7 separate regions of the Mus musculus genome follow, and all the other regions are linked to region 1. The links are chromatin loops, found by intact Hi-C in ENCODE. Cell type or tissue: heart. All regions are shown on one strand.

Region 1 (4,000 bases):
TCCTTTTTATTTCCCTCTCACTCCCCGCTCTGAAACTGCAGAGAAAGCCCGTGGGTGCTTTTTGTTGCCTGGTAGCTGAAATGTGCAACTTTTGGAAGTGTTGGAGCAGAAAGAAGAGGCCCGGGTGAACCACCCCTGCAGCCCCATGTGACGGCCCTTGCCTCTCTTGCCTCTCATAGTTCAAGGCAATCAGAATACTTCAATGGGAAGCATGCCTAGCCACCACTTTTAAACATTTCCAGAAAGGGTCCAGGAGAGAAGAAAAAAAAAAAAAAAAAAGAAGGAAAGAAAGAAACGCATTTCCTCTTGCTCTGTTTGCAGCAGGGGGGCAGGGGTGGGGAGTTGCTCCCAGAAACCATATATTATCACTGACAGAAAAAAAAACAAAACTACTCGTGAATGGCTGTATATGGTATTTGTTCCCACACTCCCTCATCAATCTGGTCCAGTCCTGAGGACAGATGACATGCTGACACAAAGTCCATTTCCTTTCCTTTCACAAAACACACATAGCTACTCTGAGAGAAAATAAAATAAGCTGGTAAGTGAGGGGGTGGGCAGAAGATCAGCATAACTACAACTATTCTCACAGATGTTTATGTCTACAGCAAACAGCCACAATTAAGGGGAGTCCAAATTAAAATGTCCTGGATTCAGACCACTGGATCATTGTTTACCTCGCAGAAACTTGGGGATATCCCTATGGTCCGCCACCATCTTTCCCTCCCATGGAGAGAGAGGTGCCAGGGAGGAAGGCGACCCCGGATGGAAATAGGTGGGCTGAAAAATAACACGGTCTGCCAACCAATGCCAACCAACCAACCAACCAACAAACCATTTCCCCTCTTGTCCTAGAGAACTCTTTGTCTGGTTGCTGAACACGTTTGGAAGGTCTCAGAAAAGAATCACAACAAAAGAGTAGGGTCCCAGCCTGATTACAATAGGCACCCGGCACGAGGGAGTGTCACGCAGAGCACGGTTGGGAGCCGGTTTGCAAGCCGCGGCTCACCTGCTCTGCCAGCAAAACAGGTCTTACACACCTTCTCCTTTGCATGTCTCCAAGGGTTCCGAAAACCTGTGTGTCACCCCTTTAAAAGGGGAAGACGCGAGGCACGCGCACACCGAAACATATGTTGACTGATGACTAGTTATTCCACAAGGATACACAGAGAAATAAATCCCTCCACCCTGCACGCCCACTTGGCCAGTCCATTATGCAAAGGGAGCGCTTTACTGCCGGAGAGGAGCATGCAGGACGTGTTATTTACGTGCACATTACAGAGCCACACACCACGGCATCTGCATCCTACACAAAGCCGGAGATGGTGCAAGGAGATACACGCTGAGCACGGCACAGACCAGCCGCGGCAACACCGAGCCAAGCCCTCGGCCAATCAGATCGGCGCTGGAAGGTGGATCTCGGGGTCGGCTCTGCCCGATTAGCCTGCCCCATTATGACACCACGCTCTGCCCAACATCCAGATCCCACGGGAAGCAAATCTAATCCGTGTGCTCCCTCGTTTCTCAAACTGCCGAGCCGTCCTCCCATTTGTACCCCAGCTTTTCGCGCCCCCCCCACCCCCTTAAAAAAAAAAGAAAGAAAGAAAGAAAAGAAAGAAAAAAGCCACCCCGAGGCCTGGCTGCCCCCTGCCCGGCTTGGTTCCTCTTTTCACCTCCTCCGAGTCCTGGAAAGGATGAAGTGTTTCTCTCCCCCGCGCTCGAGCCGGGAAGGCGGAAGGTAGACGCCTCTCGCCGCGACTGGGGCAGGAGCTCCGGGGGCGGCGAAAAGTAAAGCAGCGACCACGGCGGGGGACCGTCGCCCACCCATCCGCCACAGCACTTGGAAACCCAGGAGCGCTCCAACTTACCCAAAATATGACATTGAAGCCAAAAATGAAGTATTTGATGCAACAACTGACTTCAGGACCCTTGTAGTGCTTCCCGGACATCCTCTGGGTTCATGAAGACACTTGCCCCGCCAGCCCGAGTTTGGAGCCCCGGAGCACCCCGGCTCGGAGCAGCCCGGCGAGCAGTGGGGCACGCGGGGCTCAGCCGCGCGGACCGAGCAGCTCCGGCACCTCCAGCCGCGGGCCTCCGAGGCCGCCGGGGCGCGGTGGCCGCAGCCTCCGGGAAGCCTCCTCGAACCGGCACGGAGCACAAAGCGGGAGCTCCGCGTCGGTGCGCCAGGCGGCGGGTCCGGCGCTCGGTCCCCGGGCTCCGGGCAGAGGCGGCCGCGCAGATGCCGGCGGAGACGCTGCCCGCCGCCCGCTCGCGCGCCTCCCACCGCTCGCTCCTCCCGCCGCTCGCTCCGCCCGCCCCGGCCCGCAGCTCCGCCCGGCGCCTGGGTCGGCGAGGCGCGCGCGCGCTCGACTCGTGCTCGGGAGCTCCCGAGAGGCAGCCGCACGACGCAGCCGCGCCACCTCTGTCGCGGTCCGCGTGTCTCTCTGTTTCTTCGCCTCCTTTCTCCCCGACCCTTCTTCCCGAGCCCCTTGCCGCCGAGAGAGACGAGGGAACACCCCGTAGCTCACAGACCTAAAGCAGCCAGGGCAGAGGGACCGGACCCCCGTGGATGAGCTGCGGGTCCTTCTCTTGGCCACCAGCAGCTCCGGAGGGACCCTGAAAAAGAGGGTGGCTTCGGGGAGCGAGGGCTGGGTGAGCGCCCTCCTCCCAACACACACACACACACACACACACACATACACACGGTCCCCTTGCCACCTAATCACACCGACCTCCTCCTGCATTGCTATGAGGAAGAGCAGACACCTTCCTTGCCACCCAACAGCAGAACAGGCGGGCTTCGTTGAGATGTTCAAGAGGGATCTAGGCCATTAAAGAGGAGAGAATGGAGGAGTGGGTATCTCAAAGGATACTCTATCTCTCTGACTAATCCACTCTTCCCAACGGCCAAAGAAACGAATCATCCTGCAAGTGGAGGCGAGCAAGAGAAGCTGGCCCAGAGGCGTCCTGACCCAGGTCCACTTCCACACCACGAAATTTTTCTCACCTTTGATGAAACATTCTCAAAGGAACACACCTGCCTCCTAGCTCAGGAAGCGATGCAGGAGTTACATACAGGACTGTCTCCCTCTGGGAAATCCCAGTTGGGTTTATAGATGCAGGGCACTCCTGACCTCTGGGAGAGGACAGAACTGGAGAGTGGAAACTTTGAGAAGCACGGGTGAGCAGGTACCCGGCAGTTGTCTATGTACACTCTTCAGGCACTTGGCACACGGGCAGGGAAACAGATGCCAGGGTTTTGTGGGATGAGAAGAAAGGGCAGCTTAGAAGTGTGTGGCAACATCTAGGGGAACTGACTTTAGTCTTTAGACATCCATGGTAGAAAAAGATAAGAATTTCCAGAACCAGCCAGTGAGTCTGGGCCCAGAACTTTGCATGTTTAAGAGGCTCTGCAGATGATGCCATCAGGGTGGCGGTGGAGAACTTGAGGTCTCAAAGTCTTCTGCCTAGGATTTTGCTGAGTAACTTCCTCTGCCTTTTGCTCAAAATCTGCAACCTGCAGTCAAGCTCTGATAAGGCAAGAAGTTTCCTTTTTACCTGCAGTAACCTCTTTCTAGATGGACCTGGCTTTCAGGAGGCTATGTTACAATCACAGTTGCGAATCCGGGTACCCAAAAGGCAGGAGGGCCAGGAACACTACTCACTCCATACCATGTCTCTGGCAAGCAGTGGATGAAATCACCCTAGCTCCCTCCACCCAGCCCAAGCAATGGCCCCCATCGGGCTCCTTATTAACAGGAGTGACCTGACAAGCTTTACCTAAGCCTACACGTGCTGCTGTGATGCTTTCTGTATATAAATAGATCCACTGCTGCAGAACACAGGAAAAGTCAGAGCAGAGGTCTCTCTTACACTATATGGCACCTTTCAAAAAAGGACTAGAATTAAATCCAATTGATGGCTTAGCCTTATCCTTAAGTGATACCCAAGTACCCTTGCTCTCACACAGACATGGTTTCTCCTTTCACCACCACTCCCC
Region 2 (4,000 bases), 73 kb before region 1:
CCTCAATCACTGGGTAGGAAAAACAGTAGGGAAAATATAGCTGAGAGCACTGCATGGTGGGTATTTTAAAAATGCAGACAAACAGCAAGAAGTAGAAACACAGTCTTGATTGGAGAGCTATGTCTAGCCTACATCTTTCTCTCTCACCCTTATTCACCACTTATCTCAGTATAATTTCCTTGCTGTCTCCGCAGAAGACTTGAAGATTGGGAGAAAATATTTCAACTATGCTCCTCAGACCCTTGGCCTCTGGTGTGCAGCTTGTTGAGCACACACTTCAGTGGTCCATACTGAGGGTTACCATGGGTCTGCCTGAAACATTTTCTTACTATAGTTACTATGGGAATTTGGCTAAAGATGGTTCTTACTTTATTGTATTCTATATATATTACAAAGCATCTACTTTATTCCATATGTATTACAAAGTATCCACTTTATTCCACATATAATATATAAATATATTACAAAGCATCCACATTATTCCATATATATTACAAAGTATCTACTTTATTCCATATATAATATATAAATATATTACAAAGTATCCACTTTATTCTGTATATATTACAAAGTATCCACTTTACAAGGCCCTCTGACTCCCCTCAAAAGGATCATTTATTTTGTAGTAAGAACTTGACTGTGTATTCCTTTTTAAAAATGAATACAAAAAAAAGTCTTTTTGCTCTTCTACCTTCCCTTTTTGAATTAACCCAATCTACTAAATACAATGAACCAACAACAACAAAATACCCAATCAGAGATGAGGATACAGGGAACAGCACCAAGGAACTAATCTTTCTGTGAGTCCTCAGTGCTACTACCTGTGCCCTCAATCAGGTTTAAGACCTCTCACCAGGGCACCTTTGCTCTTGTATAGACCTCCCACCTTGTCACAGTCATACCCCATCTCCTAAGAACTGAGCCCAACTTCCCTGTGAGGGATACATGCACTTCCTCACCTAATGAATCCTTGAGAAGACCAAGGACCTGGCCTCTCAAGGCCTGGAACCAAACCATCTAAACCAACCAACCAGCATATAGAAAGTTCCTGCAGCTCGGTCAGAATGCATCTGCCCACATCCCTAATTCTAACAGATTCTAGTCTGATGACTACTTTCAAACCAGGGGCTCTTTACAAAGCAACAAACTTAAGTATAAAAAGCAATCTGGCCAGACAGTCCCAACAAAATCTAAGTTAGCCAGCTAACCAGGGGAGAGATGAGATAGCATATATTGCATGAAGAGGGGAGCTTTCCAGAGACGGAGGTCACAGTGTCTTAGAGGTGGCCATGGGCCATCAGAGCCCTTGTAGGGCTGGCAAATACGACTCCAGAGAAGGACTCCAACCCACTGTGCTGGGCTATTTCTCAAATTTATAATATTAGTAAAACTATTCTAAAAGCACTATTAAGCTATTAGTAGCACCTTTTCATAGTTTCTCAATCATATAAGTAAAAACATACATGTACTGTGGCTTTGTGAGATGTAAGAAAGTTAACACTGAAACAGGAATCCTGTGTGTAAAGCACTCCTGGTAGAGCCAAGCTGAACACCAATCGGACCTAAATTTAAACCATGGCCACACCCCTTAGGTTGAACCTATGTAACAGGATGGACAGGAAACCACCCACCATTCAGGCTGCTGGCCAGGAACAAGCCTGGCTCCTGACCATCTCCTCAGCTGAGTCAGTTGGCTCATTCAGTTCAAAAACAAGTCTACATCAGAGAGTGGGACTGGAGACATTGCAAACATTACAATGAGCCCCTAATCTGTTCTCAAGGACAGGGTGGGACCAGCCATCAGAGCCCATGACCAATGCACACCGGGCCCACGTGGCATGCCTACAAACTGGGGAGGAAAAAGGTTGGGTTGCAGTTTTAATGGACCCCTCCCTTACCTCTGCAAACACAAAGCCCTGTCACAGGCAGAGAACAGACTGGGCCCCTCGTCCTTGTGAAGCAACCCTCGTGGAAGGAGACACTCAATAATGAAACTTAAAACAAAACCTGTACTGCAGATAGTTAAAAGGCCAGTGAAGAAAAATCTAAATGAGAAAGAGGAAGCATGAAGGAGGAGTGGGTGACGGCGACCTTGAACATGCTGACACAGGATTGGACAGGAAGGAGCCAGGGCAGAACTCTGAGGGGTGACCTGCCCACCTTGCTCATCCAAAGCCTGACACAGTGCTCTGACAACCTGCTTTCTGATGGCAGAGACACGGGAAACATCCCATTCCGAGTGAGTACAAGAAGGTTGACACAGGTCATCTCCCCCAAGGCAACAGCCCCTAGCATGACGACTTTGGTGATCTGTTAGCTGCTAGGGGGCTGGATCCAGAGCCTTACACACACTAGCCCTCCAGTGTGCCACTGGGCTACACCCTACCCTGACCTGAAGGTTTGTCTTATTCTGTGAATTTCCTGCCGTTCTTTGTTCTTTTGGCCTGGAAGATCAAGATGCAAATGGAAACTCAATATAACTATGTTCCCTCGGGTAGCACCTTCCCTCATTCACCTGGCACATGTTTACCTGGTGTGACAATAAACAGTTCAGATTGTCACCTTGTGAGTAAGAACCATGCCACAAAAGCAGTGATTTGTTTAAAGAATGTCGCCCACTGCATAATTAGCCTATAGGTTGCCATCTGTCTACAAGTCCTCCGAAAACTAACCATATGTTGTTTTTGTCTGGGCTGATCCAGTCACCCACCCTTCCCCCAGAGGAAAGGATACACATTCTTTCCTGTGAGGGAAGGAGTCTCGGAGGATACACACCAATGCGCCTCTACCCTCTTTCCTTTCATTAGAGATGTCTCCTTTGTTCTGTCCCTGGGTTGGCCATGGCTATCAACCCAAACAACACTAACAATTTCTACAAAGTTCTGAAGGGGACCTGGAGACGCTGAGGAGTACACAGACATTAAATCCACAATTGAGTTTGTCCTCGTAAGGTCTGACCTGGAAGTACAAGGAAAAACACCCTTAAGAAAATACATCTCGAAAGGCAGCGGTGGCGCACGCCTTTAATCCCAGCACTTGGGAGGCAGAGGCAGGTGGATTTCTGAGTTCGAGGCCAGCCTGGTCTACAGAGGGAGTTCCAGGACAGCCAGGGCTACACAGAGAAACCCTGCCTCTCGTGGGAGCAGGGGTGGGGGGAACCACTTGTTGAAAAAAAGAAAAGACAAAACATCACAGGAACGCCTTTCCTCACCAACATCTACCGCAGCTTAAAAGGCCACGTGGAGAAAGAGCAGCTTCCAAAGCCCAGGGCGTCCACTCTCGCACAGCTCACAACTAGAAATGAATTTAAATCATCACTTCAAATGGTGTGGAAACACCCATGTAATATGCTTTGATTGACAAGACTGAGAATTCTCCAACTGTTAAATACTGATCTCATCTCTCCCACCAACGACCAAGGTGCAGCATCAGTACCGACCATTCTGGACCTCAGGCTGGCTTGTCTTACTCTTTTAAGCAAAATGTGAGTGGTGATCATCTCCAAAGTGCGCCTGTGACTTAAAATAATCCTGCAGCAAACACAAAAGCACTTTGGTACCTTAAGAACACGGGCTCTCGGGGCATCAGTGGACCATTAACACAGCTTCTGGGTGTGGAGATAGCAGTTCTTCAACAACTGGGTCCCTTAGGGCAGCACTGAATTAATCTGACCCACGGTGTACAGACTCGAGCATAAATCATAGTTACAGAACTGGCCCGATGTCATCATTTTCAAAGGCCGTGAGTTTCCGCCAAGGCAAATGGTCCACTCAGCCTGGGAAAGTATGCGTCCAATGGAACTGAATGGTGCAGAAAGGACGGCTTTAGCTTTCCACCTCTCTTAATTCATTAATCCCTAAGGTAATCCTTGTCACCCTGAACAGCCAACCTCTCAAACCTTTAAAGGTGTAGCCTGTATTTCTGCCTCCTCACTGAAGTTGAACTGACGTCTACCACGGCCATCCTGAGGTATCAACAGTTAACAATGGGCAGACTCCAC
Region 3 (4,000 bases), 94 kb before region 1:
TACTAAAGCAAAACAAAGGGAAAAAAGCTATTTTTAAGTCTATTACCCTTCAGAAATGACCAGTTAAGTATTTAAAGTCCAAATTATTTAGAATTTGGCATAGGATGGTGCCAAGAGGCATATATACTTCATATATACATATATACACATACATGTATATATGTGTATATATATACTATATATACATACATATACATATGTATATATACATATATACATATGTATATATACACACACGTATACATATGTAAGTATATATATATATATACACACACACACACACAACTATGTGTGTGATATAGTATATATGCTATATTAAATGGTCCAGCTAATAATTTAATGAATCAGTTCTCATCCCTTGTCGATCCTCTCTCTGGACACTGAAGCTTGGTAGGTTCTACAAGTCGGTTTCCCTTTTTCCTGTCTCTTGATGGGCAGCATGATGCTGGCGGCTCAGATGCAGCATGAAATGGCAGCTCTACGACCCAGACCTAGTGATCACTGCCTCTTACCTACCGTGCTACAGGGCTCGGCTTGGGAATACCAAGGCAGTGAGAGGCCAACCTGAGATTCTTGTAAGTACAAATGCTTAAGTATGTGTGTGCACGTGTGGTGTGTGTGTTTGTGTGTGTAAGGGGTGGGTATGCATGTTTGTATGGGTCAAGAGGCAAAGGATCATCTCTGGAGTTCTTAGAAGGCATCTTCCAGGGTGCTTAGTTGAGACAATACCTCTCACTGGCCTGGGGCTCTCCAAATAAGCTAAGCAGGCAAGTACCAGGACTCTGCGTAGCTCCACCTCCCCACACAGGCGCATAGCTCCACCTCCCCACGCAGGCTTATAAGCTTGGCTTTTTCACAAGCGTTCCAGGATTTTCCCCAAACCCAGAGATTCTTAGTCAAGTATTACACCTGCCTGTTAGAGATGTTAAACTGTCGGGATGCCAGGGGAGGCGAAGAAGGAAGCTAATCAGGAGAAAGCAAAGGCAAGGAATGGACAGAGCATTAGAACTCAGACAGACCACGGCATACGGCATTTCTAGCATGTGAGCCTGTATCCTCCATCTCCCAGAATGCACCGAGAACAGAGTCACCTCTGCTCTCTTGATTCCTCACCTCCCCAAGAGCAGCTGGAGCATGTGGCGTTCTCACGTATGCGGTGGATGTAAAATGATCCGTGACCTGTCCATTGCTACCTTTCCTGATGTACCCACATGCCGGTTAACCGACAACGGAGCCCATTTAATTAACACTACACATTTTCAGCATCTCATGTGAAAGATAAGTTCAAGGCTGTATTTTACGAACTAACATCTTAAAACGGAACAGTAAGTAAAATAACTGCCAGATAACATTGTGAGTATTAAATCGCCTAATTTTCCATCTACACGTACTAGAGTAAATTAAATAAAAGCTGAACCGATAAAATAGCATTTTAGAGTCAACTCTTTCTCTCCAAGAAGCAAGAAAATTAAAAGGTGAGGCCAAAAACACTAAAATGCATTTTAAATGTTAGGTGGCTTAAAACTGTTATCCCTAGGTGGCACTATTTCAAAAATTAGAAAAACAATTGAGAAGGCAGGGAGAGAGCTTTTCCAAATGGTCCATCTAAATCACACGATCTAGATAATGTGTGTGTGTGGGGGGGGGGGGGGGGCATGAGCATTCAGAAATAAGAAACAAGGTAATGATCTAGATTGAAAATGATATCCTTCCCCCTTTAAGACATCGTAAGAATGGACTCGCTCCATAAAAAATTATTCACACGCTTTTATGGGAGGAATGTCTCAGTGGCAAAATACACATCTTGGCATTTTCAGAGGCGGCCCCAAGTTGCTTCTAAGGACGATCATCAGTTCAGAAGGCCAAAATAAACAACAGCAGCTTAGGCAAGACAACATCAGATCCGATCTTCCAAAGAAAACGCCTAAAGCGTTTCTAAAGGGTTGGTCTCAAAATAGACCACTAGTTACACTTGATTTTTTTTCTAGTGTAAAATTCTCTTATAAAAAGAAGCACCTTGCCCCAACTCCCTAAAAAGACTTAAGGTATCTGGTTCCAAGCCAAGCATATAGCATTTTAGTAACTTTTTTTTTATTTGAAATTCATTGGGCTTGCAATATGAGCCTACTGAACCTACTGACTTAGCTGCACTCTCTTTGTTCCGGGTGTGAAACAACAGGGAGCAAGCAGACAGGAAAGTGCTTATATTCTCTCCCACACCAGCTACACAACCTGAGTTGCTGCCCCCAGGTAAACACCACTGTACAGGTCGTCGTCGTGGTCGTCATCGTCATCATCATCATCATCATCAAAGTTCACTCTAGGGCTGGGGAGTCAGCTTAGCCAGAAGATCACTTTCCTAGCAGTCATAAAGCCCTGGGCTTGGTCCCCAGCACTGTGTGGGTGCCATGGTACCCACACACTTCTCATCCCAGTACTCAAGAGGGTAACAGCAGGGATCTGAAAGTCAAGCCTGGATGTCAAGATGCTGCAGTGGCCAGCCTGACAAACCGAGTTTCATCTCTGGGAAGAAGAGAACAGACTCCTGCAAGTTGTCCTCTGATACTTACTACACATACACTGTGTATGCATGCATACACACACAATCACAAACACACACAAGCACACAAACACACACACAAGCACACAAACACACAAACACACAAGCACACAAACAATTTTTCAAAGGACTTATTTATTTTATGTATGTGAATACACTGTAACTAACTGTCTTTAGACATACCAGAAGAGGGCATAGGATCCCATTATAGATGGTTGTGAACCACCATGTAGTTGCAGGGATTTGAACTTAGGACCTCTAGAAGAGCCATCAGTGTGCTTAACCACTGAGCCATCTCTCCAGCCCCAACAATTTTTTTTTTTTAAGTTTAAGGTCATCTTCAGCTATACAGTGAGTTTGAGATCTGCTTAAATTACATGAGACCCTCTCTGGAAAAATAAAAAAAAAAAAAGATTCATTATGGACTACCTTTAAAAGTCCCATCTTAAATACAAAGCTGTCTGAAATTGCTGTATAACCTCTAGTTTATTTACAGTTTAAATTTGGTTAGGTGCCTACAGACTTTTTATACAAAATTCTGGATTTAATGAACGACACATCCTGAAGTATTCTGTTATCAAAGAGTAAATATAAACTGTGTCAAAAATGAGTATTAAATATGCATGAAAATGGGACAAAAGTTTTGGCTTAGACATGAAGGAAGGATACACAGGACAAGTCTTGCTTTCTAAGCAAGAGAAAACACATGACAAACACATATAGAAACAAATAAACATTTACCACGTACTTCCAGGCATCGGATTGAGGCGAGAATTGGGGAAAAGACCACAGGAAATACCCTGCATGCTGCACTACGTTTTAGATCACAGAGGTTGTAAGGAACAGACTGCAAGCTCCAGAACTTTCCCTGAGGCAAGATTGTAAGTGAACTTGACCTACAAAGACCGAAACAGGTGTGGCATCCAGCAAGGCCCCCATGGTAGCAGAAATGCTGCCTCCTGACCTAGGTGTTGGCTTCATGAGTCTTTTCAGTGTGAGAAAACATGTCACACATGCTCTTTTCTGAGGAGACAACACATGGGTCCCTGGACCTCTGCCCTGCTACCTACACAGCCTCACAACCTGCTGTTCTCTGTAGTCATCCAGGTCTAGTCTTCATTCCTTCACTCTCCCACTTCTCATCCACTGATCTTCTCCTAGAAGAACGGGCTAGTCTCACTAATTGAGGTTCATTTCACGTAGTGCCTCAAATAAGCCTTTTCTGGCCACTTACGACACCTTATCCGCCATGCTCAGTGGCACACAAGTCCTGTCCTACCTATTTGGGAACTGAGGTTGGAAGGCAATGGAGTAAGACCCTTGTCAAAACAAACACAAAACAGAAACCTAGCAAAAAAACTTGGAAAACCGATCCTCCCCTTTAAATAGAAAAGACCTACCACATCCTTGGAGGACGGTGATTAATTATTCTAATTAATT
Region 4 (4,000 bases), 100 kb after region 1:
TCTGGAGACAGCAGCTACGGGATGGCGAGCTAGCAAGAGGCAAGGCGGACCGCCCAGCCTAATGGGCCTCCTCCAGCGCTGGAAACTCGCATCCCATTTCTCTTAGGCAACAGAGAAGGCAAAAGACACAGTGATCCTAAAGAGCGGCCCTTCTAAGCCACAGTGAATTCCCTAGGACAAACAACTTTTGGGCCGTTGGACGGCTCAGTGAGTGGGTAAAGGTGCTCAGCGCCCTGCCAGACATCAGGGTGGGGGAAAACATCATTTACAAGTTGTCCTCCGGGCGTCGCAGGCCTCTGAGCTCTCTTCCGCCCATTCATACCCGTAGTCCGTGGGTCTTTGGAGCCTGAAATCCGTGAACAGTCGGACCAGAAGAGAGACTGCACCGCTCGTGAATGAAGCTCGTGAGATATTTGATGATATTGACTCATGAAAACTAACTGTTGAATGGAACACAGGTCGGTGGAACAATCACAGGTGTAGATGTCAGTGTGAATACGCACCTTAGAGCTGTGGAAATGACCCTGAAGAACAGAGAACCTGAACGGTTGGAAACATTGAGTACTCCAGGCAGTAACATCCAGCTTACCCCTGGATACACACGTTGTCTTCTGATCTCTAATATGTAGGCCATGGCCTGTGCACCACATACATGTACAAATACATAGATGAATATTTAAAACTTAAAGAAAACCAGCTTTGTCAGGGTGACAACATGCCCACAATTCCAGCACTTCGAAGTGGAGGGAGAAGGACCAGCAGTTCAAGGCTAGCCTCAGCTACATGGTGAGATTGAGGTAGGCCTGGGCTACATGGAAAAAAAACAAAATAAAACAAAAAACAAACAAAAACCCAGAAAGAGAGCTTTGTTGATCTATGCTCAGGAATAAGGCATAAACAATGATTTAAATATTTAACACATTACTTCTACAAAAAAAGAAAAGAAAAGGCAAAGAAAATGGAAAGAAAAGCAAAATCTAGTGACTAAGTTGTGGGTGGCAGTAGAGAGTGGCAACTATACCTGCTCCAGGCCGACTTGTTGGAAGAGAATACAGATGCTAAAAGGAAAGGCTCTTTTCTCTACAGCAGACGCGGTGGGCCCTGGAGCTGCACTGGAAAAGTCTGAGCAAGAGAGGGCAGACAGAACCTGTCCCAGCTTTCTTATGACTTCCAAGCAGCCCAGAAGGGGATTTACGGGGGGGGGGGGGGGAGAAGGGAGAGAGAAAGAGAGGGGGGAGAGAAGGACAGAGGAAACACGCCCCACCCCCACTACTCACTCCCATCCCCCCCAAAAAACCCTCAACAGAACCTTTAGTTTAAGATTGCGGCTGAGGCCACCAGGGAAGCAAGACATTGAGCCACACACTAGACCAACACTGGTCAAGGGCCCCAGGCAAAGTGGAGGAAGCAGTTAAGAAGGAGAAATAAACAAATTAACTTGTCAGAGCCATCCAATTAGACAGGCCTAATGAAATAGATCCTTGCATAATAAAGTAGCATTTAGAGGGAGTGGCCATGACCATGTTTGTGATTTTATTCAGACTCCTGCTCAAAGATGCGACAAAGGTGATCACAGGCTAGCACAATACACACAACAGTGTCATGTTGGAATCATGTTGGAATATCCAACACATTACAGTAATCCTAAATATGTATTGTGCTGTTTTAAACCAGTGGTTCCAGGTACTCAAGTCCCTTTCAGGGTTCCCCCCCCATTAATAATATTAAACGCATTTTTGCCTGTTTTAGTTCCATGGTTTTGCATATAGAGTTCTCCAAAGGCAGCAAGTCTCTTAATGCCATCGTTGTTCCAAGAGCTGGTGAGAGCTACACTTACATATGTGTGTGTACATACATACCTACATGTATATATGTGTGTATTTGTAAGTATACATATATGCATATATATGTAAGTATACATATGTATGTATGTATGTATGCATGATACATGTAGATGTATGTAAACAGTCCAGTGGGGGCTGAAGCGAGAGCTCAGCAGTTAACAGTGTATGCTTTCAGTCTCTTTCAGAGGACTGAAGTGCAATTTCCAGCACCAGCATCAGAAGGCTCACAACTAGCTGTAACTCTAATTCCAAGGGATCTGTCTCCCTCTTCTGGCCTCTGTAGGCACTGCACTCACATGCACACCCCAAGCTCAGGCACCCATGTGCACACAATTTTTAAAACTTAAAAACATTCAAATGTTAGTTATAATATGCAAGTATTGAGAGACTTTATCCCATGAACAAAGCCTTTGGAGTCCTCAATAATTTAATAGCTTAAAGGAGCCTTAAAACCAAAAATTCTGAGAACTCAGGCCTGGGAAAACCTAAGTGAAATTGTACTACTTACTACACTCAGTAATAAACTTAGCATTGGAGTGCAGAGGACTTCATTTTTGTGAAAACGTTTAACGTAATTGGGTTAAGTTTACTTGAAAATTTAAAATTCAGTCATATTCAAATATGATTTTGAAAGTTATCAATCATGTGTTATAATTTATAAGTATCTAAGAAGAAAACAACTTTCCAACTATAAAATAACCCAGTTTTTAGATATTTAGTAATGCAGTATTAAAATTAAGGTATGTGCAACTTAGGTATATTTTGAGTAGAATATTTAAATTTTAATCCAGAAGTATTTACTAACAATCAGCCATAATGAGGTTTAAAACATATTCCTTACAAGCTGAGGAATTGCTATCTATAGAAATAAGCATGAAATGAAGACAAAAATTGTATGAAATAAATAGATAATTATTTACTAATTATATTTTTACTTCATTACTCTTTTTCTGTTTTTCTTTTGTGTATGAATGCATTGTCTCTGCTTATGTCTATACAACATGTGCATTCCTGGTGCCAAGGAGTCCAGAAGAGAGCATTAAATCCCCAGAACTGGAGCCTAGGACAGTTGTGAGCCACCATGTGGGTGCTGGGAACCGAACCCAGATCCCATGCAAGAGCAGCAAGTGCTTAGCCATCTCCTCAGACCCATTTTATCACTCCTATAAAAACGACTAACCCACCATTAGAATTGCTATAAATGTACAGTAATAAATTACACAGTTGCTTTTTGAAGTTTTATATACATATAAAACCCACAGCCCGACCTCAGGTTTCCAGTGTCATCAGAGTAAAGGTGGACTTTGTACATGATCTACCTGTGAGGAGTAACTAGACATTCCTTCTAAAACACAAGATGAGGGCTCCGTAGCACGTGCTTGCCTGGGCCTTGGAAGATAGGGCGGCCCATACACACTCAGAGTTTCACATAATGATCTTCTAAAACAATTTTCATATTTCTACACGGCATGTAGGTTAATTGAACCATAGGGAGAATCAGCCTTAATCATCCATCTGCTTAGGCTGGGCTTGGGCTCTGTCCCAGGCTGGGATGCATCAGAACCTGCAATGTCTCATAGACATGAAGTAAACAAGATGGGGGTCTGAAATACCCTGGAGGGGTGAGTGCATACAAGATCGGGGTTGGTTTTGTTATGTTTTTTAGCATAAACTAATAAGTTAATATATAGACTTTTTTATTTTATGTGCATGTTTTGTCTACATGTATGTCTCTGTACCAGGCACACGCGTGGTGCCCATATGGACTAGAAAGGACATACAGATGTTGGATCCTATGGAGCTGGAATTACAGACTGTTATTAACTCACCGTGTGAATGCTAGGACTTGAGTGTAGGCCTTAGTGAAGAGCACCCCATGTTCTTTACCAATGAGCCATCTCTCAAGCCCTTATATATCCACTTTAAAAATAAGGAAATTATAAAGAATAACATACCTTTAGGTCATCTACAGTCCACTGTCCAGCATGAGCTACCTTAAGATGCAGGGGACATATCTTTCTGGTTTGTTTTGTTGTGTTTGAACATGCACACATGCCCAGTTACATACCCTTCTAAGCTGGGATGGCAGCATAGATTCTGTTATACTCCGTGTTTCTGTTATCCTGTGACACCTTTGCACTTGAAGTGAAATCGGA
Region 5 (4,000 bases), 330 kb before region 1:
TGGATGAAATGGTATAGAAGGGCTCCTCACACAGGTAACTTTGAACTCAGAGGTTCTCAGCCTTCCTAATGCTGCCACCCATTAAAACAGTTCCTCATGTTGTATATAGGCCCTCATGGTGACCCCCTAATCATAAAATAATTTTGTTGCTACTTCATAATTTTATTACTGTTACAAATCATAAATTAAATACCTGTGTTTTCTGATGGTCTTAGGTGACCCCTGTTACAGGGTCATTTGACAACCCCCCCTCCCCCCACCAAGGGCCATGACCCATAGGTTGAGAATAACTGTTTTAGACAAAAATATTTTAAAAATCATTATATTCCTATAAAAGGAGAAGAAAGAATTGTGTATGTTGGCACATTCCTTAATCCTATCATTGGAGAGGCCACAGGAGAACTGATATGTTTGTGAGATCATTTGGGCTACACAGTGAGTAGGCCAGCCAGGACTATATATAGCAAGACCACACTTCAAAAACAAAACAAAACAAAACAAAACAAAACAACCCAAGAGGCATTACATCATTCCTTAAATGAGCCACTTCTAGGTATAGTCCAAAAGAGTCTCACTATAGTTATGTCAATGTATTGGAGTTCAACATGATCATCATGATTGCCCTGCACTGTGCCTTTAATTGGTGAGAAAGTCGAAGGGGTGGCTTGTGGATGCAAGAGGAGCACAAATGATGCTTAAACTAATGCCAGGTGGGAGGACAAAAACCCAGCTGCCTTTCCAATTTCAATGCATACATGCAAATGAAAGCTAGACATACCCTGAAATTATTGTGATATGTAATTAGCAAAGGAAGTAACAGGAAACTTAAAGCAACTTGAAACAGAGAATGTAGAAGACATTTGTGAAAATTAAGGAAAGAGAGAGAGAGAGATCAACCATGTGAAGCAATAGAAAGACCTAGCATGGTCTTTTGCAAACATTTGGGAAAAAGAAGCAGAACAAGGCACGTGCATGTTTGTAGACTTGGGGGGGGGGGTGGTCTTACTGACTGAACTGTGCCCAGCCATCGAGCAGAAATCCCTAAGACATCGGAATGTGACCTTGTTCAGAAATCAGGTCATTGCAGACACCAGAGTCAAGATTGGGAGTGGCCTTCCCGATCTTCATGACCAGTGTCCTTATAAATAAGGGAAAACTGGACACATAAGCACGTAGGGAAAATATGTGAAAGCTAGAGTCATATTGCTACAAGGCAAGGAAGAGGTACCCTCAGAAGATGTGTGGTCCTGCCCTGGTTTGTCTTCTGGGCCCCAGATGCTCAGTAATTTTGTTTGAACCCTGTGTATAGAGATTATTACAACAATCCTAACAGCCTTCTGCAAGATGAATTATAGGCAAACAGGAAGAGTAGTTTTCTTCCAAGAACGGGTGTTTAACATCTGTATCAGTCTATGCCTGAGCTGCTGTAAATAGATCACACCTGTCTTTAATTATGTTGCATTTTTATTTCAGAAAAAATCACATAAAATCCCAGTACCTAACATATCGAGATGCTCTTGTGATCTGTGCCTGTAATATTAGCGACTGGTCTGTGAGAGTCACAGATGAAGAAACAGCCCCTTCTGGCAGCAAGAGTTGCAGCTCCTCTTCCTACAGATCGCCACAGGCCTGGGATAAAGTCCAGGCAGGCAGGGGTCAGGACACGTGCAGGTCTCCTACTGTCTCTTCTTCTTCCTTCTCCCCCTCCTTCTTTTATTTTACGTTATTATTATTATTTATTTTTTTGGTTTTTCACAGGCGGATTTCTGAGTTCCAGGCCAGCTGGTCTACAAAGTGAGTTCCAGGACTGCCAGGGCTACACAGAGAAATCCTACTGCCTCTTCTTGGTGCAGAGCCCAGTCTGGGACCCCGAGCCCCGCGAGAGCATGTGGGAGCATTTCGGTCACAGTCCCCGGGCGGCTCGTCATCCACCGAGTTACCCCCGCCCGTAGGTGGACTTTCAGTGTTTCTGATCTCAGCACGTCTTTCCTCCCTGGCACAGCCGGAGTGCGGCGGACACAGCCTGTAGGGTCCCGCCCGACGGGTTAAAGGGCTTTAGGCACTGGCTCGCCGAGGGTGACCTTGCGACCGCTCTCCGCTGGACCGGCTTTCCCGCCAGCCCCGCAGGACAGCCTGATGCGCCCTGGGGACGCGCCCGCGGACATCTACGTCCTCCTGCTCCGCCACCCCGCACATGCTCGCCTGGGGCGTGCGCTGCCAGGCACGCTCCGGGCTGAGACTTCCTCCCGGGAGGCTCCGTCCCAGCAGCCCGGAGATCTGAGCCCTGCTTCCGCCCCTCGAGCAACAGCCACCGAGCTGTACCGCTCCGGTCTGTAGACGCACAGCCCCCGGCGGGCTAAGCCTCGCCGGCCGTGGGCAGGAGGCAGCACTGGCCGCACTGAGCATGCTCGGCGGAGAGGGCGGGGCGCTCGGCGGAGAGGGCGGGGCGCTCGGCCGCGCGTCGGGAGGGCGCTCCTCAGGACGGCTCGGCGCCTCCGCGCCAGCCCGCCCGCCCGCCCGCCCGCACGTTCGCTCGCTCGCTCGCTCGCAGCCGCGCCCGCCGCAGGCTGCGCCCGGCCGCCCCGCCCCGCCCCGCCCCGCCCCCCGCCGCTCGTCCCCGCCGCGGCCGCGCCGCCCGCAGCCGCAGCCGCTGCTCCTCCCCGGCGGCCGCCCCCCGCGGGTCCCTCCCTGGCTGCGGGAGACGCGGAGGTAGAGGGAGGACGCCGCCGCCGCTGAGCCGCGCCGCCCGCACCCGAACCCTTCGCCTCGCCCTGCCGGTCCTCACTCTGTGGGAGGAACATGGGTGAGTCCTGCCGGCCGTCATCGCCTGACATTTTCTTTTCTCCCCCTCGGCGTGCTGCAGGGTGGCAGTGCATCTCTCCTGCAAACTTGCCGGGGTCCCCGGGTCCGCGAGGTGCGGGGCGGCGGCCCTCCCAGGGGGAAGGCGGGCGCACGAGGGCGGCCGGGCCGGCGGGGTCGCGCACGGGGTGGGGTCGGCGGCGGGCTCCGCGCTCGCCTCCCCTCCTCCACGCTTCCTGCCGGCACCGGGCCGCGCGGGGCGTCCCCGGGGCTGGGAGGCCGCGGTGCTGCAGGCTCGGTCCCACGGCGAGCCCGACCACTTGGCGGAACTTCCTTCCCGTGGGCGCGATCGCTCCCTCCCCGGCCTGCCGACGGCCGGCGCCGGTGCGGGGAGAGCCGGCAAGTAGTTTGGGAGGGCGATGGCCAGCCGAGTGCCGAGCGGACAGTCTCCAAGGTGGAGGTGGCGACTCGCCCGCCGCCGCCGTGGGCAGCGCGAGGCTGGCGGGAGCCGCTAGCTGTTGAATTAGTGTTGGGAGACTACGGCGTGCACAGTTCCGGTCCTCAAGCGGTTTTCTGGATTTCTCCTGTAGCTGGAAACTGTGCCCTGTAACACATTGTTAAGGAATTTACATGCTGCCTGTTCTGCCCCAGCTGCCCCTGCCTAAATCTGTATAATCTGATTCTAGTTCCATTGTACTTATAGTTAATCCTAAAAGAATGGATACTTCAATGCAAATGTTTTATAAAACTGTTTATGTTTGAACGTGAGATTCTCCTCAGATATTGCCTACCTGTGCATAATTACAAAAGCACCGGATACAAATCTCTTCTGTAATTAAGGGCGAAAAGTTTCCTTTGATAGTAACAACTTAGATCATCTGTCCAGTACACGTTCCCCAGTTTGCTTCTATTCCATAATTTGCGTCTATCGTAATTTCCCCTTTTAAAAACTGGCTTCTTCGGCGTCCCTCCACACGGACTTTGCCCACTCCTTCTGGGCAAGTTATTTATGAGTGTGGTCCTTTCATCTGTCAACACAGTGCTCAATGCTTAGAGTTAGATCATGGCAATACAGAACCCTCCAGGAAGTATCAGAATCCTAGAAATGATGTGGTAGCCTTTCCCGGAAGACCAAATACTCTTAGCTTTGAGTCAGATCTTTGTCATTTAGTAGGAAGAGGACCGTTGGGGGAGAAGGAGG
Region 6 (4,000 bases), 220 kb after region 1:
CACTATCCACATCAACCCTGCCATCACTAGGAAGAGTATTTCACCTCTGACCCAGACACTGACGAGGAACAAAGCACAGACCACATTTAATATAACTTTGTATCCTAGATATCACTCTGTACCCACCCAAAACTATCAGCAACTCCTAAGTACTGACTCAGAACAAAATCCAATGACTACATTGTGGCTTTAGCACAATCCAAGACTTAAGTGGAACTGAGATGTCATAGAACACATTGCTGTTTATTGCTTAGCTTTGCCTCTATTATTATCTGTAATATTTTCCTCTAACACTGGTAGAGAAAAGTAGAAGATTCAATCAGGAGACAGGAGAACTTGTCAAGAGTCTAGGTTACATTTAAATGCTTCCCCTCTTGCTCTTACATTGATATTCTAAAGTTAATTTCACCAACAACTTATGATGCAGTTTTGCAAAATGCCAGGAAAACTGATGTCAATAAAGAACAAGTAAATCATGTCTCCACTCCCAAAAAGTTGTCTTGAATTTTGCCAAGATAAGGCCATTTTGCAAACATATCAAATTATTCATATTCAGTCTATCGGTGAGTTTTAAAACATCTGGCAAAGGTGTTCTACAGAGGTTTCTGGTTGCTAGTCTATGCCTTTATGCGCCTGAGACTTTCACACATGTGTGACATTCCTTAAAAAAAAAAAAAAAAACCTGCGATGGATGGCCAGTGAGCCAGCTGCTGGCAAACCCAAACCATGACAGAAGAAAAAAAAAAAAAAAAAATCACCACCTTCGGGCTACCGGAGTTACGCCGTGATGCTCTATGTGCATCTTGCTTCAATTAATTTCAAAATAGCGCTTTCATTAAGAGGGAAGCAGTATAAAGTTAAGAAGGAAACATCAAATGGAAAAGCAAATGCTGATGAGCTTAAGTGATGGTTCGAGAAAAGCGCCTGAATCTCGATCCTCGGGACTCTAAAAGCTGTCCTCTGACCTCCACTCGCAAGTCGCGGCTCGCGCCACTGCCCCCACCATGCTTTAAAAAAAAATGTTTTTTCTTTTAATTTAAGAAAAGGTAATCTTGAAAGTTCCTATTTCTAAAATTAAGTGTTCGTTGGCTATCTCCCAGACGATCTGGTGGTGGCTTAAGAGCGGAAGAATCTACCCGGTCCTCGGAGGCGTGCGCGCTGCGCCCCGAGGATGAATGAATGGAAAGCCCGGCGCGTGTGAAATGCAGGTCTCCGGCCAGCCGACCCGCGGCGGCGATCTGTAGGCCTCGCTCCTCCCCCTTCCCTCCTCCATGACAGCCCCGTCCCGGCGTGGAGGGGCCAGGACAATGTGATCCCCACCTCAGCCGGCCCCTGTCCCCGGCGCCGGGAGGTGCGCGACACGACCCCTGAGCATGCTCCCCTACTCAACGCCACGGCCCCCGGCTCCCCGCGGGACGCGCCCGCCCAGCTCCCGCGCGCCCACCGGTGGGCTCCGCCAGCCCACCCTCCTCCGCAGCTCCAGAGCGCGGCCCGCACGAGGACCCCCGGCGGCGGGTCGCCGGCGACGGCGAGGCGCCGCTGCCTCGGGCTCCCTCTCCGGCTCTCTCGGGCCGGCTCGCCGCCCACCAGCCACGGTGCCCGCTAGGAGCCGCCCGCCCCACGCCCCCCCGAGACCCCGGGACCCCACGCCGATCCCCGCGCCCGTGTCCCGAGCCGCCCTCCGCCCGCCGCATCGCGGCCCCGCGCGGCGCCCCTCCCCCCACCGCCCCGGTGCCCGGGCCCCCACACGGCGTGTGCGCTCCACGCTGCCGCCGCCAGCCTCCCGGCGCCGAGGCTGCCCGCCGAAGGTCAGGCCGGGGGCGGGCAGGGACCGGACGCGGCGGGAGGCGCCGTGCGCGCCGGTAACGCCGTCCTGCGGGAGTCCCTGAGCGGAGGAAGCCGGAGCGCGGGGAGCTCGGGGGTGGGGGCCGAAGGCAATACTCACCGGTTCCACAGTCGCCATCTTAGATCGATCTGATCGCACAACCGCTCCTGAAGGGGGGGCGAGAGGAAAAAAATGAGATTCAAACCGGATTGGCCGGCTCCTGCCCACGTGACGGACGTGTCCGTTTGGCCCTAGCGGCGCCTGCGCAAGACTGCAGCTGCTTGGGGAAGGAGAGGCTTCTGGGAAGTGGAGTCTTTTTTTTTTTTTTTTTTTTTTTTTTTCTTAAGGCAAGAAGTTTTTTTTTTTCTTCCAAAAAAAAAAAAAGTGATCACGTGGTCGCTGGCGAGGGTGCGTGGCTCCCGGCGCCGCGGGCGCTTCCTGCCGAGTTGGATTTAGGCCTCTGCTGGGCAGCGGGCAGAGCTCCGGTTGCACTCACTGCGGGGCATTCCTGCTGTGCCTTCTGTCGCCCAGTCCTCCCATCTTTCCTAGAAGGTTGAGAACTGCAGGCTCAGCACACGCAAGAAGGCTTCATTTGCTTAGCTGAGGTCCTAAGACAAGTTGCTTTTTATTTAGTTTTTCTTTTCGCCTCCCACCATTTTCTCTTGGTTTCTGAAAGAGGCGGCGATGGAGAGTCGTTGATGTGGTCTGCGTCTCCCCAGTCCCCGGTCCACTAACGCGGGTGGTCCCTTGCTACCATCGCTGCCCAAGCGGGTGGGCGGGCTTGCCCCACGGTACCCTCTCACTCGTTTGGGGAAGGGGAGTGCACGCGTCGGCTTTTCCTGTTCCCAGTCCTGAGATGAAGGCGTCAGGGGTGAATCTTGCTGGACGTGAAAGTTTGGAAGTTCTGTCCAATCGGTTCCAGTATTCTGCTTGGACGTGGACGGAAATAGCCTACGTCCAGGTGCCAGCCAGGGAAGCCACTCGGGGCTCCGCTGACTCAGCCCTGGACTGAAGGTCAGGAGTCGTTAAACCGGGTCAACTATGACTCTTGACGTTGACTCATACTCCTTAGGCGAGTGACTTAATACGCTCAGTGCCTCAACTTTTTCATTTATGAACCAAAGATGATAATACACTTACCTCACAAGGGTGTGCTGTGGTAAGGACTGTAACCAGCTTTGAAAACGCTTCGGAATCTAGAAGCAAGCGCGTGCCTTCCTTAAGGACCAGCTCCCTCCGCCTCCGCTGCTGTTTTAGCAATCTTGCTTCTTGACCCTGGGTCTTTTGAAGCGCAGGATGGCCTTGAACTTGAGGTATAGGGGAGGATGGCCTTGAACTGTCGATCCTCCTGCTTCCACCTCCCCCCCACAAAGTATCGGGATTACTGGCGCGTGCTGGGCGTGGGGGTGGGTTGGGAGAGCACTTTTTTGCTGAGATAGGGATGGAACTCAGGGCTTCCTGAGCGCTAGGCAAGCACTCTACCAACTGAGCTATATCCCCAAGCCTTAACAGTGTCTTAAAATTTTCTTTTCTTTACTTTGTTGCGTACACCGATGCAGTTTTAAAGGGAATGTAGCTGCTCTCAACAGAAACTTCGTGTTCATGAACTTATGTTCATAACAACTAACAAACAGAACTGGCATGCTACATTTTCTTCTAAGTTACCAGGCCGTCAAAGCACTGTTGGGTAAAGTTCCTAATGAGGGAGCCAGGATCTCATGGCTTCCACGCAGCTTAAAAATGTTACCGCCAGGAAAAGCAGTGTAAGCAGGCTATCTCGTGTCTGCCTCTCCATGGCATTGCTGTTGTCCAGAGCTGTGTCATAGCTATTATTGAGTACATAATGGATGCTTGGGTTGACTAACACATAATTGAGGCTGTGTAAGAACTCAAAGCCAGTGCCTGCTCGTGTTTTTGTTTACCAGGATGGCAGAAGTGATTTTAAACGAAAGCTTCTGTTTAAGTTGGCGTGAGTAGATTCTCAAGTAGACATAGCTCTATGAACTAAACACATAGGTGAATTTCTATGTACAAATCTGTTAACACTAACCAAAGTAATTATAATTGACCCCTTATTTTCTGTTGTCTGTAAAGTGATGTCTGGTTAATTTCTATGAGAAGACAGCATTAGGGTGCTGAGTTGTAGCTCAGTTGATAGAGTGTTCATCCAGCCTA
Region 7 (4,000 bases), 78 kb before region 1:
CAAGTGGGCTTCAGTGGCCGAAGGGAAACCCAGAAAAGCACTTAGGTTTCAGTGAGAAAGACAGGGCAGGGCCTGGGTCAAAGGAAAAGATGGAGAGTGGGGGGGCTGGGGTCTGCTCTGGGGAAATGGAGAGAAAGCCTCACGGTTCAGGGAGCTGGCTGGAGGGTGGGGGATGGAAAGACAAAAACACTCACTGACAGCCTGACCAGTACCCATATATGATAACAGGGGACATGCTCTCATGCAAGTTGTCCTCTGACCTTTACAACCTTGCCATACATGCTAAATGTAATTAAAAAAAAAAAATTAAGAGAAGCATCAGCCACACTCTGGTTCCTGAAATCTACACTTGCAATGCGGAACTCTTTCTAGGGTCAGCGGAGGCAGGCGGCTCACAGAACTGCAGCGGAGCGAGAGCTACAGGTACTAACTGCATTCTGTGCTGAGTGGGCCCTGCATGTTTCTCAAGTGGCTGGGCACAGTGGTAAAGGAGGGGCGAGGATCAGCCCAAGCAAGCTTCCCAGGAGAACGACATGCTCAACGGACAGACCTTGGCTTAGGAATAAGGCAGTAGCCACAACCCCATGGACAGACCACAGCAGAGGCTACAGCCACGTGGGGCTTCAGTGTCGGGCTGGAGCCCAGCTGCAGCAGGCCCTGGAAAGAAAGATGCCATAGAGGAGAGGAGGAGGTGAGGGCCAGAGCCAGTGAAGAGGGTGACAAATTGGTGCTCTGGTGTCACAAGCAGCAGGCTTGTTTCCTCCTGGGAGCTGAGGATGTTAGAGGCTTTTACAGGGGAAGCCCAGCTGCTGGGAGGCAGACAGGCAGCATGTGTGCACTGCACCTTCCTCTCAAAGCCTAGGATTCTGTTACTACCAGGCCAGCAGGGGCAGGGCAGCTCAGACTAAGAAGCTGTGGTATCAGGGACCGGAGGGAGGTATGACCTCTGTCAGGCACAGAGCACACTGGATGGCAGACGCAAGCCTGAGGAATATATTCCCTGAAGACCAATAAGCATGCCTTGGCTTCCAGCAGAGGCCAAACTCTGCAGAGGGCTGCTGTAGAGACAGCTGTGTGCAGCTGGTACCAAGTGCAGGGAACCTGTGGGCTCCTGGCTGGGGCAGAAACAGTGTTATCCCCAGGAGCTCCCTGACAGTGACAAGCCCTTGAAAAATGAGTGACTGGCAAATGATTTATGTATAGCAGAAATCTGTCCTCTGAGTCTCTTCACTCCCAGACCAAAGTTCCAACAAGGAGAACCAGCTGAGTCTCCATCACTGGCTAGGGCCATGAGGGTGCAGGAGAATGAAGAGGAGCCACCACTGCCCGGGTGTCCATCCACTGAAGAGTGGAAAATGACAACATGGAGCGTAGAAACAATGGAATTTATGCAATCACCGGGAAGAAGAAATTGTGGATGTGAAAGAGAAAATAGATGGAACTGGAAATTACTATATTAAATACTGTAACCCAGGCTCAGAAAGACAAAAACATGTTCCCATATGCAAATTCTAGCTTCATATGAGTGTGCACGTGTGCGTGTGAGCGTGCGTGTGTGTGTGTGTGTGTGTGTGTATGTGTGTGTGTGTGTGTGTGTCTGTGTGTGTCTGTGTGTGTCTGTGTGTGTCTGTGAATGAGTAGAGATGGAGGCCCCTTTCTAAAGGGGTCCAGGAGAGAGGGAAGGAGGCTATGAGGGAAAGGGTGGAAGAGGAAAATAGAACATGTGATACTAAAGAGTGACGGGATGGAGAAAGGAGGGGCACCCAAAACTAATTATGTATAAAATTTTCATAAAGAATCCAGTTACTTTGTAAGCTAAAAAGCTTGAAGGGCACTCTCGGTCCTCAAGGGGCTTAGTGCCATTCAGGTCACTGTGGGTGGCCTCTGACAGTGGCTAGTCATCCATCAATTAAACAACACAAACCAGCATTGTTTATAGCAAACACACACATACACACACACACAAACTAGAAGAAAATGTCCTGACAAAACCGGGCGTGCTCACAGCCTCTGAGTCACAATATTAAAGAGGAGTCATGTATTATATAATAATCTTTCTGTCAGCTGGCCAAATATACAAAAGTAGTCTGAGGGGCCCACCGTCTAGTGGCAATGGGGCCATCTTGGTTTACGTAAGTGCACTGTGTTTGAACAGTGAACTCACGTAACTATTCATTTCTCAGAGCATCCATGCTGGTAGAAACACCTTCCTATATATCCATCCTGCTGCTGTAAGACGTAGTAAGAAGTCTGAATAATAGCTGATGTGTTGAGAATGGCAGGGGAGGGGGATCTGTTTACAAAGAATTTTTTTATACAATCCTCTAGGAACCTTATGAAGCCTGTTTTGCAGGGAGCCAAAGAGTTTAGCCAACTTGTGCCAAGCAACACAGCATGGCTCTTGGGTCACAACAGATGGGTCTGCTTCTAGAATATCCTTGAGTACCTCGGGAGTTCAGAGATGACAGGCAGGGAGAGGGCGTGAAGGAAAGTACCGCCTGGGGCAGAGAGACAGAGATGCAGAAACGGGCTGGGCTCACACCAAGAGGACAGGCAGGTCAACCAGGAGTGTAGCTGGGTGCACTAGAGGGCACTGGGCATTCAGAGCAGAGGAAAAGGGTACCCAGGCGGTTCTAACCAGACTGAGATTCTGGGCTTCACCATCCTCACCTGTAAAGCAGGGCTAACAACACAGCGTTGCATATGAAGCAGTTGAGAGCAGTGGTAGCTTGAACTCGGAAATTCTTTTGATTTCAGAATTCTTGCATAGACTTTATGGACTGAATAACCCTAACCTGAAAATCCAAGGAGCCTCAGATTTCAATGTCCCTCTCTAAGACGACTAAATGAAGCGCGTACAAAGTGCTCAGACTTCAGGATAAAGCTGTGACCCGGGAGCATCCTGTACCTTTAAGGACGGTGGAAAGTGTCCAGATGGGTTTTTAGAGCTCAGGACACCTCATCAGAGACAGATGGTAGATTGTGATGGGACCAGGCCCCTTTCTAAAATGGAGAAGAGTAGAGGGAAGAAAAAAAAAAAAGGCTGGCTGACTCTGAAAGGCTGACCAAGAAAATCAGGCAAAGAAAAATGGAATGCCATCTCTAAAATTATGGCCTTAACAGCTTTTAAGGAAATAAGATAGGGGAACAGGGCACAGTGGGGTTTTGAAATGAGAAAAAAAAAAAAAGTCTTCTGCTCTCAGAGATGAACTCTGAGAACCAGATGTGCAACAACCCCTCTCAACACACCTATCAAGTTAAAAGTTCTAAGTCTAAGGGTAAAAAAGGGGCTTAGCCTTTCTTTCTTTCTTTCTTTTTTTTTTTTTTTTGTTTTGGTTTTTTGTTTGTTTGTTTGTTTGTTTGTTTTCGAGACAGGGTTTCTCTGTGTAGCCCTGGCTGTCCTGGAACTAACTCTGTAGACCAGGCTGGCCTGGAACTCAGAAATTCACCTGCCTCTGCCTCCCATGTGCTGGGATTAAAGGCGTGCGCCACCACTGCCCGGAGGCCTTTCTTAAGCAAAGAGAGACAGAGAAGAACAATGGCCTTACGCTCAGACTAGCATTCCTAGAGAAAGGGTCATGGGCAACATCAGGATCCACAGTGGACACTGACAGCAGCCAAAGCCAACTTGCACAGTGCCACACTGGAGGCCTCCTGGTCATGAAGGAGACACTGTGGACTTAAGCTGGATGCCTACTGACCCTGGACTTCTCTATCTTTATTCTCAGGGGCCAACAGAGCATCTGACTTTGATCTGGCTCCTCCAGGGACCTGGCAAACAGTAGGAGACTGTGTACTGATTTGTCATTCCTGCACCAAGACTCCCAGGCCACAGAAGGGAACTAGAGACAGCATGAGCCTGGCCTGAGTCAGGCTAGGATCTGGTTTTATGCAGCCATGTCCTGAGGGGGTTATCAGGATGAAGAAATCAGCCCTTTTTATGTTCAGAGTAGAGCTTAGACGGCTGAGGGGCACAAGGTACCAAGGACAAGCAGTAATG

The links. A loop is a pair of places that touch in the nucleus more often than their neighbours do. Peaks named below come from ENCODE experiments on the same cell type or tissue, not always from the same donor. Only the 100,000 strongest peaks of a DNase experiment are listed, where the experiment ranks them.
Region 2: a loop joins it to region 1, with 2.0 times the contacts of the local background. A loop is called at or near these places in 8 of 42 quality-filtered maps.
Region 3: a loop joins it to region 1, with 2.7 times the contacts of the local background. A loop is called at or near these places in 6 of 42 quality-filtered maps.
Region 4: it touches region 1 in a loop (2.3-fold over the local background); 5 of 42 quality-filtered maps call a loop at or near these places.
Region 5: a loop joins it to region 1, with 5 times the contacts of the local background. A loop is called at or near these places in 10 of 42 quality-filtered maps.
Region 6: it touches region 1 in a loop (2.7-fold over the local background); 7 of 42 quality-filtered maps call a loop at or near these places.
Region 7: it touches region 1 in a loop (4-fold over the local background); 6 of 42 quality-filtered maps call a loop at or near these places.

Annotation. Positions count from the first base shown.
Region 1 is chr3:138,740,529-138,744,528 of GRCm38, reverse strand. Tspan5 (tetraspanin 5) reads right to left here and starts at 2,321. Exons shown (of 8, transcript NM_019571.5): 1 at 1,869-2,321. The coding sequence starts at 1,949. In heart, no CTCF peak of the experiment used is centred here; DNase peaks (open chromatin) are centred at 1,348, 1,758 and 2,378; H3K4me3 peaks cover 2,656 bases; H3K27ac peaks cover 2,039 bases; H3K27me3 peaks cover 1,052 bases.
Region 2 is chr3:138,813,339-138,817,338 of GRCm38, reverse strand. The region is part of intron 1 of Tspan5 (tetraspanin 5); the gene reads right to left. Among named protein-coding and RNA genes, the nearest start is that of Tspan5, 73 kb to the right of the region's middle. In heart, no CTCF peak of the experiment used is centred here; a DNase peak (open chromatin) is centred at 1,668.
Region 3 is chr3:138,834,666-138,838,665 of GRCm38, reverse strand. All of the region lies in intron 1 of Tspan5 (tetraspanin 5), which reads right to left. Among named protein-coding and RNA genes, the nearest start is that of Tspan5, 94 kb to the right of the region's middle. In heart, a CTCF peak has its summit at 1,529; no DNase peak of the experiment used is centred here.
Region 4 is chr3:138,640,340-138,644,339 of GRCm38, reverse strand. No RefSeq gene overlaps it. Among named protein-coding and RNA genes, the nearest start is that of 4930425O10Rik, 85 kb to the left of the region's middle. In heart, a CTCF peak has its summit at 2,120 (motif pointing left); no DNase peak of the experiment used is centred here; H3K4me3 peaks cover 665 bases; H3K27ac peaks cover 364 bases; H3K27me3 peaks cover 313 bases.
Region 5 is chr3:139,073,839-139,077,838 of GRCm38, reverse strand. It overlaps Rap1gds1 (RAP1, GTP-GDP dissociation stimulator 1), which reads left to right and starts at 2,638. Exons shown (of 15, transcript NM_001040690.2): 1 at 2,638-2,803. The coding sequence starts at 2,800. In heart, no CTCF peak of the experiment used is centred here; DNase peaks (open chromatin) are centred at 2,408 and 2,888; H3K4me3 peaks cover 2,662 bases; H3K27ac peaks cover 2,466 bases.
Region 6 is chr3:138,525,260-138,529,259 of GRCm38, reverse strand. Eif4e (eukaryotic translation initiation factor 4E) reads right to left here and starts at 3,069. Exons shown (of 8, transcript NM_007917.4): 1 at 2,966-3,069; 2 at 1,946-1,992. The coding sequence starts at 1,963. Mir1956 (microRNA 1956) reads right to left here and starts at 2,839; the gene lies at 2,775-2,839. In heart, a CTCF peak has its summit at 2,081; DNase peaks (open chromatin) are centred at 1,299, 2,029 and 2,609; H3K4me3 peaks cover 3,043 bases; H3K27ac peaks cover 2,276 bases.
Region 7 is chr3:138,818,979-138,822,978 of GRCm38, reverse strand. The region is part of intron 1 of Tspan5 (tetraspanin 5); the gene reads right to left. Among named protein-coding and RNA genes, the nearest start is that of Tspan5, 79 kb to the right of the region's middle. In heart, no CTCF peak of the experiment used is centred here; no DNase peak of the experiment used is centred here; H3K27ac peaks cover 602 bases.